2 separate regions of the Mus musculus genome follow, and region 1 is linked to region 2. Evidence: chromatin contacts called from ENCODE Hi-C data. All regions are on one chromosome and are shown on one strand. The core of a region is the stretch at or near the end of the contact, and the rest is flanking DNA. Distances in the headings are between cores, read along the strand shown.

The links. Hi-C counts contacts between places; a loop is a spot of excess contacts on that map.
Region 1: a loop to region 2 is called in a map of T-helper 17 cell, with 179 times the contacts of the local background. The contact joins the promoter of E4f1 here to the promoter of Vmn2r117 in region 2. A Hi-C loop is called at or near these places in 5 of 37 maps with a recorded cell type or tissue (T-helper 1 cell, T-helper 17 cell, T-helper 2 cell and 1 more).

Annotation. Positions count from the first base shown.
Region 1 is chr17:24,452,770-24,457,606 of GRCm38, forward strand. It overlaps E4f1 (E4F transcription factor 1), which reads right to left and starts at 2,623. Exons shown (of 14, transcript NM_001301784.1): 1 at 2,366-2,623. The coding sequence starts at 2,519.
Region 2 is chr17:23,478,056-23,482,250 of GRCm38, forward strand. Vmn2r117 (vomeronasal 2, receptor 117) reads right to left here and starts at 1,542. Exons shown (of 6, transcript NM_001104581.1): 1 at 1,346-1,542; 2 at 173-464. The coding sequence starts at 1,542.

The DNA of each region.
Region 1 (4,837 bases), core at 1,373-3,872, 980 kb after region 2:
CATAACTCATACACATAGCTCTACATGGCCACAGCTGTCCTGAAATTCACTACTTAGAACCAGGATGGCTTGAACTCAGATGTGCCTGCCTCTGCCTCTGCCTCCTCAGTGCTGGTGTGCACCACCACTCCTGCCCTCTCCCCCTTTTGCTTTAAGAGTTATCTATTTTTACTTCATGTGTTGGTGTTTTGCCTGCATGTATGTCGGTACACTATATGTGTGGCTGGTGCCCACAAAGAACAAAAGAAGGTATCAGATCACCTGGAATTGGAGTTACAAACATTTACATTTGTTAACTACTGTATAAGTGCTAAGAATTGAACCCAGGTCCTCTGCAAGAGCAACAAGTACTTTTTTTTCTTTTTGAGACAGGGTTTCTCTGTGTAGCCCTGGCTGTCCTGGAACTCACTCTATAGACCAGACTGGCCACAAACTCAGAAATCCACCTGCCTCTGCCTCCCAAGTGCTGGGATTAAAGGCATGCACCACCATAGCTCAGCTGCAACAAGTACTCTTAGCTACTGAGCCATCCTTCCAACTTAGCACTTAAGAATTTAACCAAATCATGCCAGCATCCTGGGGAAAGAGATGACTTAGTTTATCCTAGAGAGATTACTAGGGTTCAAGGTCACTGAGCTGAGCCAGCCAGACTCAAGCTTCCAAAACAGTCTGTCTTGTTTCCACTGTCTTATAGTCAGTCCCACATCAAAGTCAAACCCAGCCTGGGACAAGGAGGAGTCAATGACAAATTAATGATCAAATAAAAGGTCAAACCCAAGCTATGACTGGCCCATAGGCCACCTGAAAGAGGGTGGTGCCCTCCACTCTGCTCACACAAACTAAACACCGAAGAGCCTTACCCCTCCCACCCCACTCATTTAGAGTCTGACTCAGCACCAAAATGTTGATACTCAAAGAGTCCCTGACCCAGAAAAGGACACACCTATCCCATTTCACACTAAGACCATAAACCAGAGGTTCTCAACAGGTGGGTCCCGACCCCTTGGGGTTGCTACCAAATATCTACATTACAAATCAGCACAGTAGCAAACTTGCGGTTATGAAGTAGCAACAAAACAACTTTCCGGTTGGGAGTTCCAGAATATAAGGAACTGTATTAAAGGATGGAAGTATTAGGAAGTCTGAGAACCAATGTCATAAGTAGACCCAAGAACCTACAAGCATATGCCTTTATCCCAGCAATGGGGAGACTGAGTCAGGACCATCTCTGTGAGTTCAAGGCCAGCCAAATCTACATAGTGAGACCCTGTCTTTAAAAAACAAAAACAAAAACCAGGAACTCAGCTGGATAGTGGTGGCTCATGCCTTTAATCCCAGCACTTGGGAAGCAGAGGCAAGCAGATTTTTGAGTTCGAGGCCAACCTGGTCTACAGAGTGAGTTCCAGGACAGCCAGAACTATACAAACACTGTCTCAAACAAACAAACAAACAAACAAACAAACAAAAAACCTAGAAACTCCAAAGAGTTCCCTGAGACGGTAACTGACTCTCTCCAAGCTGAAATAAGGGAAAAAAAAATTACAGTGGGACTGAGTTCTTTCATGACAAAGAGCAGCAATATACCAGTAATACTTGTCAAACCACTTCCTGTCTGATCAAATCTACAGCTCCGTGGAACTAATGCACAGGAGATACCCAAACCACCTCTAAAAAATATCAGCACCTAGAGACGTAATCCTTGGTGCCAACACAGCCCTCGGCATACAGACACGATTTTAACTCTTTGCCATACTCCTAGGAAAAATTAAAGGGTTTAAGAGAGGAGTTACAGCCCCGGCTCCAATCTGATCCTTGACAGGAACCAGATGGACGACCTTGAACCTCAATTATCTCCATCTCTGAAGTGAATAGTAGTAATGATAGTTCGCCTTTCGAGCTTGGTTTAAGTAATGGTACAAGTCGGATTGAGCGGGGGGTGTTCCGCACATTCTTGGAAGCGTTGCTCCACCCCGTAGGGAAGGCCCAGGTCCTCAGTGGGGCGGTGCCGCCTCCCCAGGTCAGGTCCCTAATCCCTGTCTGACAGAGCGGCCCCGCCTCCAGTCTCCAGCTCCGCCCGAACTAAGGCCCGAGTGGCAGAGGAGAAGCAGAAGCTAGGGCTGATGGGCGCTGAAGAGGAGCGAGCGATGTTTGTTTGGCCAGATCGACCCCAAGGGGCTGGAGAAATGGGCTCCCTGTGAGCCTCTGCATCTGGCCCAACGGGTTAGAGGCAGTCCGAAGGGAAACCTGTGAGAGTTGTGAAGGTTTACAGACACTCGAGTAGCCAGGATCCGGGCGAGACCGTACACCGCAGCCCGGACAGAGCCGCCCGCACCCCGGCCGCACCAGGCTTCGGTAGGCTCGTTACCTTCCTCGCTGAAGGGCGCTGGGAGCCCAAGGAAGCCGCCGGAGGACAAGGCCGCCGCCGCCGCAACCCCGCCCTCGCCCGCTTCACGCCCGGCTTCGGCCCGGGCTTCTGCCGTATGAGCGGCCGTCACCCGCACTGCCATCGCGCCCTCCATGTCGCAACGCGCCACAGGAAGATGGCGGATTTACGACCATGTCGTCATAACAACGGGCCGCACCGAGGGCTGCGTGTCCGACAGGCAGGGGGCGGGACAAAAACGAATTTGACGGACAGGCAAAAAGGCGGGGCTATGGGTTGCGGTCTAGCGCGTCAGTAGAGGTGGAGCTTGGCTCTTTGAGAGCCATCAGCGCCAGACATCAGGGCGGAAGTGGGCGTGGCTTGTGTTAAATTGGCAGGACTTGGTCCAAAGTGAACTATCCGTGGAGTAAGAACTCTCCCTTTCTCTCACTTTTTTAAAAAAAGATTTATTTACTTTATGTATATGAGTACATGTACAGCTGGTTGTGAGCCTTCATATGGTTGTTGGGAATTGAATTTTTAGGACCTCTGCTTGCTCCGGTTGCTCTGGTTGCCCCACTTGCTCAGGTCAACTCCACTTGCTCAGTCCCTGCTCGCTCAGGCCTAAAGATTTATTCATTAAGTACACTGTAGCTATCTTCAGACGCATCAGAAGAGGGCGTCAGATCTCTTTACAGGTGGTTGTGAGCCACCATGTGGTTGCTGGAATTTGAACTCAGGACCTTCAAAAGAGCAGTCAGTGTTCTTAACCGCTGAGCCATCTCTCCAACCCCTTCTCTCACTTTTTTGTTTTGTTTTTTTAATGTAGTATGGTTTGTCTGCATACATGTCTGTGCACCACGTGCATGCCTAGCGCCCGTGGGGCCCAGAAGAGGGTGTCTGACCTGGAACTGGAATTACAGATGAAGTTACATGTAGGTGTTGGGAAATGAACCTAGATACACAGCCAATGTGTTCTTAGCCGCCCAGAGAATCTGAACTCTTTAGGGTTGCTACCCAATATAGAATCCTGGACTCAGACCTGGGTTGCAATGTCAGAATTTCCTGGGCATGAGAAAGAACTCCATTTGGAGATAGTTCGAGTGCTCCTTTCCAAAGACTTTTTTTGTAAAGATTTATTTTATGTATAGGAGTACACTGTAGCTGTACAGATGGTTGTGAGCCTTCATGTGGTTGTTGGATATTGAATTTAGGACCTCTGCTTGCTCTAGTCAACCTCGCTCATTCAGTCTGTACTCACTCTGGCCCAAAGATTATTTATTATAAGTACACTGTAGCTGTCTTCAGACACAACAAAAGAGGGCGTCAGATCTCATTACAGGTGGTTGTGAGCCACCATGTGGTTGCTGGGATTTGAACTCAGGACCTTCAGAACAGTCAGTGCTCTTACCCACTGAGCCAGCGAGCCAGCCCCAAGACTTTTATTCGGTATATGAAAAGTATTGAAAAGTATACATAAAAGTGACCATTTGTGACATTTAGTACACCGACTGAGTTGAGCGCTTATCACCAAAATTGGTTAACTGATTGGTTCATTGGTCGATTTGAGACAGGGTCTGGCTTTGTAGCTCCCTGTGGCCAGTAACTCGGTGGCCCCGGTAACTTGGTGCTGGGAATATGCCTGACTTAGTTCTAGAACATTTTCATCATCAAAACCTGTACTGACTGTAGCTCATTTTGGTAGCCAGCTCACCTATCAAGCACAAAATGAATAAAATAAAATAAAAAATGAACAGAGTATCTCAGGTTAATCCCAACATTTGGGGGATGATCCTTAGCTAAATAGGGAGTTCAAAGCCAGCCTAAGACATAAGAGAAGGGGGAGAAGAGAGAGAAACAGAAAGTGAGTTATTGAATAATATTGAAATGCATCGTATAAACAATGCATTTATATTTCATTTACAGTCAACTTGTATCTATCATTTTGGCTAATATAAAGTGTTGCTCTGAACATTCTTGTATAATTTGCTTTTATATTTTTGTATTGTTTCCAAGTCCCTTTTATTTATTTTTATTTCTTTATTTTCCTTCTCACTCTGGCCCCACTTGCTCTGGCCCAAAGATTGATTGATTTATTTATTTATTTATTTATTTATTTATTTATTTATTTATTTATTTATTATATGTAAGTACACTGTAGCTGACTTCAGACACACCAGAAGAGGGCATCAGATCTCATTAGAGGTGGTTGTGAGTCACCATGTGGTTGCTAGAATTTGAACTCAGGACCTTCAGAAGAGCAGTCAGTGCTCTTACCCGCCTAGCCATCTTTCCAGCAGGCCCTGGAAGGGATTTTTTATAAACTCAGTCATGGGCCGAAAGGGTGGCTCATGGGTCAAGAGCACTTAATGCTCTTGCAAAAGACCAGAGTTTGGTTCCTAGCTCCCATATAGTGGTTGACAATTGCCTGTAACTTCAATTTCAGGGTATCTGATGCTCTCTTCTGACGTCTGT
Region 2 (4,195 bases), core at 292-2,791:
ACATATAAGGAAATGGAGAAACCAATCAAGTCTGTGATAGTACCCTTGAACTACTTAGATTTGCCCAGGCCAAGTAAGGTCAGGCTGGCACCAACAAATATATGATTTCATGTCAGGATTCCCACTCTGTCTCAATAAACACACACACACACACACAGACACACACACTTACCTGCTGAGACATGAAGTTGTTTAGGATTGTATTAAGTTTCACAGTTGTTGCCCAATTCAGTCTTGTAAGTGCCATTGCACACTTGGTGAATTCTTTACACATATAATTAGGGAGAATATCATGATTTTGTAAACTCAAATGAATGAAACTGTTATATTTGGATTTCCAGTGACAGTTGTAGTTTGAGAATTTAAATGTTAGAGACATATTTGGCAAAATATCAGGGTTTCTGTTGATTTCATATATGGAAAAAGCCAAAGCCAGAGCATACTTGTGGTTTTCAGTATGAGTTCTATAAAAGGTTACAGTGTTTATAATTGACAGCAATTTACAGATAACATTTTGTAGTCAATAAAAGGACAATTCTCCAGTGGATTTTATTGTCCCCACCCCATAAAGATTGAAATGATCTGTGTAATGTGGTTGAGATGACAAAGAAGCTGGAAGTTCATTAAACCTTGAAAGGTTCATGAAAGGTCATCTTTCATAAATGAGATGTTACCACTATTAGTAATAACATCACTTTTCAAAAAACACAAACAGATCCCTTATAGTCCATATATTGCATCCTTATTCTAAAGAGAGAAAGTAAAGAACTGGACTTTGTAAGTTGTTAAAGCCAACGCATTTGTACAGATCAAAATATAAACTTCACAGTGAACAGCTATCTTAGTTCAATTTTTGATGCAGCATCTGTACATAAACAGGGACCACATGGAGGAAATTTAAGAAAGTGGATGAATATGCACAGCTATGTGTGTCTCCAATATTAATGGCCCCAAAACATGCACGAGAATCTACACTGAGATGGAAGGACCATCAGAAAACTCTATGGCCATTTGCCTAAACACATAGGGTAAAATAGTAGAAAATTTATGGGCATTCTTTTGATAAGATACCATTGGTTGTGAAATGGAAACTGCCTAGGAGAGGTATTTATGTGACATATACAGGTCCAGATTTGTTTTATTGCTGAGTTTCCATTCCTAAGTGTGAGGCTGATTAAAAAAATACTCTATCAATTTAAATTGGTAATATATCATTAAGTTGCTAAAAATATTTCTAGCTCTTTCCTGTTATGGAAAAGCCTCATAGCTTTGCTTTGCTCCTCATCCTCAGTAGTCTTGGGAAACATTCATGATGACTGTACATGGAAAACACAAAAGCACTTACTGTATATTCAATATATGACTAAAATACTCTTTCTCCACAGGCCGTTGTACTGCATGAATCATGAAGGTGCATTCTGTTCCCTGGTTTCTATTCTTGTCTTCATTCTGCTTTATCTTCCAAAAGCACCTCGGATAAATAAAATCAGACACAAGAAGTGGAATGTTCAGGAGCCAGAAGAGGAAAATCAAGGTGAACATATTTTTCCTCTTCTGAGCCTGGGCAGAATTGATTGTGGAGTGCCAAACAGATCAGCAAATCAAACAGGTACCAATATATTCCCATGTACTATTAACACTGTGTCCCAGGGAGATGCTACACATGCATTCATGTTTCCTTTCTACAGGTGTTTCCTCACCCCTGGAGGAATCATTGATGCTCTCTCCTGAGGATCTTCACCTGATGTCCACTGTGCACGTGATAAACTTGGTTGATAATACAGATGAGGATGGTGTAGCTTGATGGTTGACATCACACATGTTTAAGGAAATTAAGGTCCCTGGAAAGATTCCACTTTGTGAAAATTTGGTCCCAGGACTGCCTCAAAATCTGTTTTTGTGAACACCTTAAATAATATCAATGGATTTTGTTAGTTGATCCAGCATGAGACATGCATTAATGGCTCAGGAAGGCCTCACAAAATCTGAGGTCATTGTTACACATTGGTCTTTGTGTCAGAAATCTCCAGAGAAGGAAAATCAGTCTCAGTTTTAGAGCATTTGATATCCACTGAGAATGCAGTATGGACAAGGATGCAGCAGTGACAGATACAGAATATCTAAACAAAGTCTGTACTTACATTGTCTTGAGAATTAAAAATTATGTCCAGTCTAGAAATACCTGAATTCTGCTGTATCCAAAACTATCCAGATTATCACAGGACCACATTTTTCTTACATATATTTATTTTTATTAAAGTCATTAATCATAATTTTAGTACATTTAGAATATTCCCCTGTATTGTTAGAATTCTATTTTTTCCAATCTATAGCATAAAGGCTGAGATAAATTTGGTTAATTTTAATTATTTTATTTATTTACATTCATTTGTTGACGTGCTCTCACGCCTCTTGCTTTTTAAATATTCATCAAATTCCAGATAATACTTGATCTGTGTGCTCATTTCAAAACTAAAAAAGACCTAGCGCTCATATTACCAATGATTAATAAGAAACTAACCTGACTATTTATTTGATTTCTAAAACATGATCCTCAAATGTGACCCTCAGTTCTCATAGATCAACACATTGTTTACATCTCCTTCTTCTAGTTTATGTTTGCTTTTCTCCATTGATTATGTATGAGTTAATTTCATATCCAGCCACATTGCTGAGGTTGTTTATCAGCTATCAAATTTCACTGGTAGAAATTTTGGAGTTCTTTGTGTGTACTGTCTTATCATAAGCAATGAGTGATACCTTGACTTCTTCTTTGCCATTTTGTATCCCCCTTATCTGCTTTTTTTGTCTTATTGCTCTAGCTAGAAATTGGTATATGTACTGGCTAGTTTTGTGTCAACTTGACACAGCTGTAGTTACCACAGAGAAAGGAGCTTCAGTTGAGGAAATGCCTCCATGAGATACAACTGTAAGGCATTTTCTCAATTAGTGATCAAGGGGGAAGGGCCCCTTGTGGGTGGGACCATCTCTGGGCTGGCTGTCTTGGATTCTATAAGAGAGCAGACTGAGCAAGCCAGAGGAGGCAAGCCAGTAAAGAACATCCCTCCATGGCCTCTGCATCAGCTCCTGCTCCCTGACCTGCTTGAGTTCCAGTCCTGACTTCCTTTGGTGATGAACAGCAGCATGGAAGTGTAAGCCGAATAAACCCTTTCCTCCCCAACTTGCTTCTTGGTCATGATGTTTGTGCAGGAATAGAAACCCTGACTAAGACAGTATACTATATTGAATAGATATGGGAAGAGTGGACATCCTTGTCCTGTCCCTGATTTTAGTGGGATTGTTTCAATTACCTCTACATTTAATTTGATATTGGCTGTTATTTCTATGTACATTGCTGTTATTTTGTTTAGGTATAGGACTTGAATAACTTATCTCTTCAATAGTTTTAACCAGAAGTGGTGTTGATTTTGTTAAATGCTTTTCCAGCATCCCAGGAGATGATCATGTGGATTGTTTCTTTGAAACTGTTTATATATTGTATTACATTAATGGATTTTCATATCTTGAATCAACCTTGAATTCCTAGGAGGAAGCTTACTTGATCATGGTGCATGACGGTTTTGATGTGTTCTTGGATGCAGTTTGCATGATTTTTATTGAGTATTTTTTCAGTGATATTTGTAAGTGAAACTGGTCTGAAGTTGTCTTTCTTTGTTGGATCTATGTGTGGTTTATTTATCAGAGTAATTGTAGCTTCATAGAATGTGCTAGGTAGTGTTCCTTCTGTTTCTATTGTATGGAATATTTTGATGTGATGAGTATTGGGACAAGTATTGGTATTAGCTCTTGTTTGAAAATCTGGTAGAACTGTGGACTAAACATGTCTGGACTTGGGCTTTTTTTTTTTCTTTCATTGGGAGGTTTATAGTGACTTCTTTGACTTCCTTAGGAGATTTGGGTCTTGTTACATATTTTACCTGCTCTTCATTTAACTTCTGCGTGTGGCATCTGTCTAGGAAATCACTCATTTCATGTAGATTTTCAAGGTTTGTTTGTTGATTATGTAGTAATCTTTTGTAGTAGGATCTGAATGATTTTTGAGTTTTCTCAGTTTCTGTTTTTCTGTCTCCCTTTTCATTTCTAATTTGTTAATGTGGAAACTGTCTCAGTGACCTTTACTTAATTTGTGTAGGCTTTATCTATCTTGTTGATTTTCTCAATGAAGCAGCTTCTG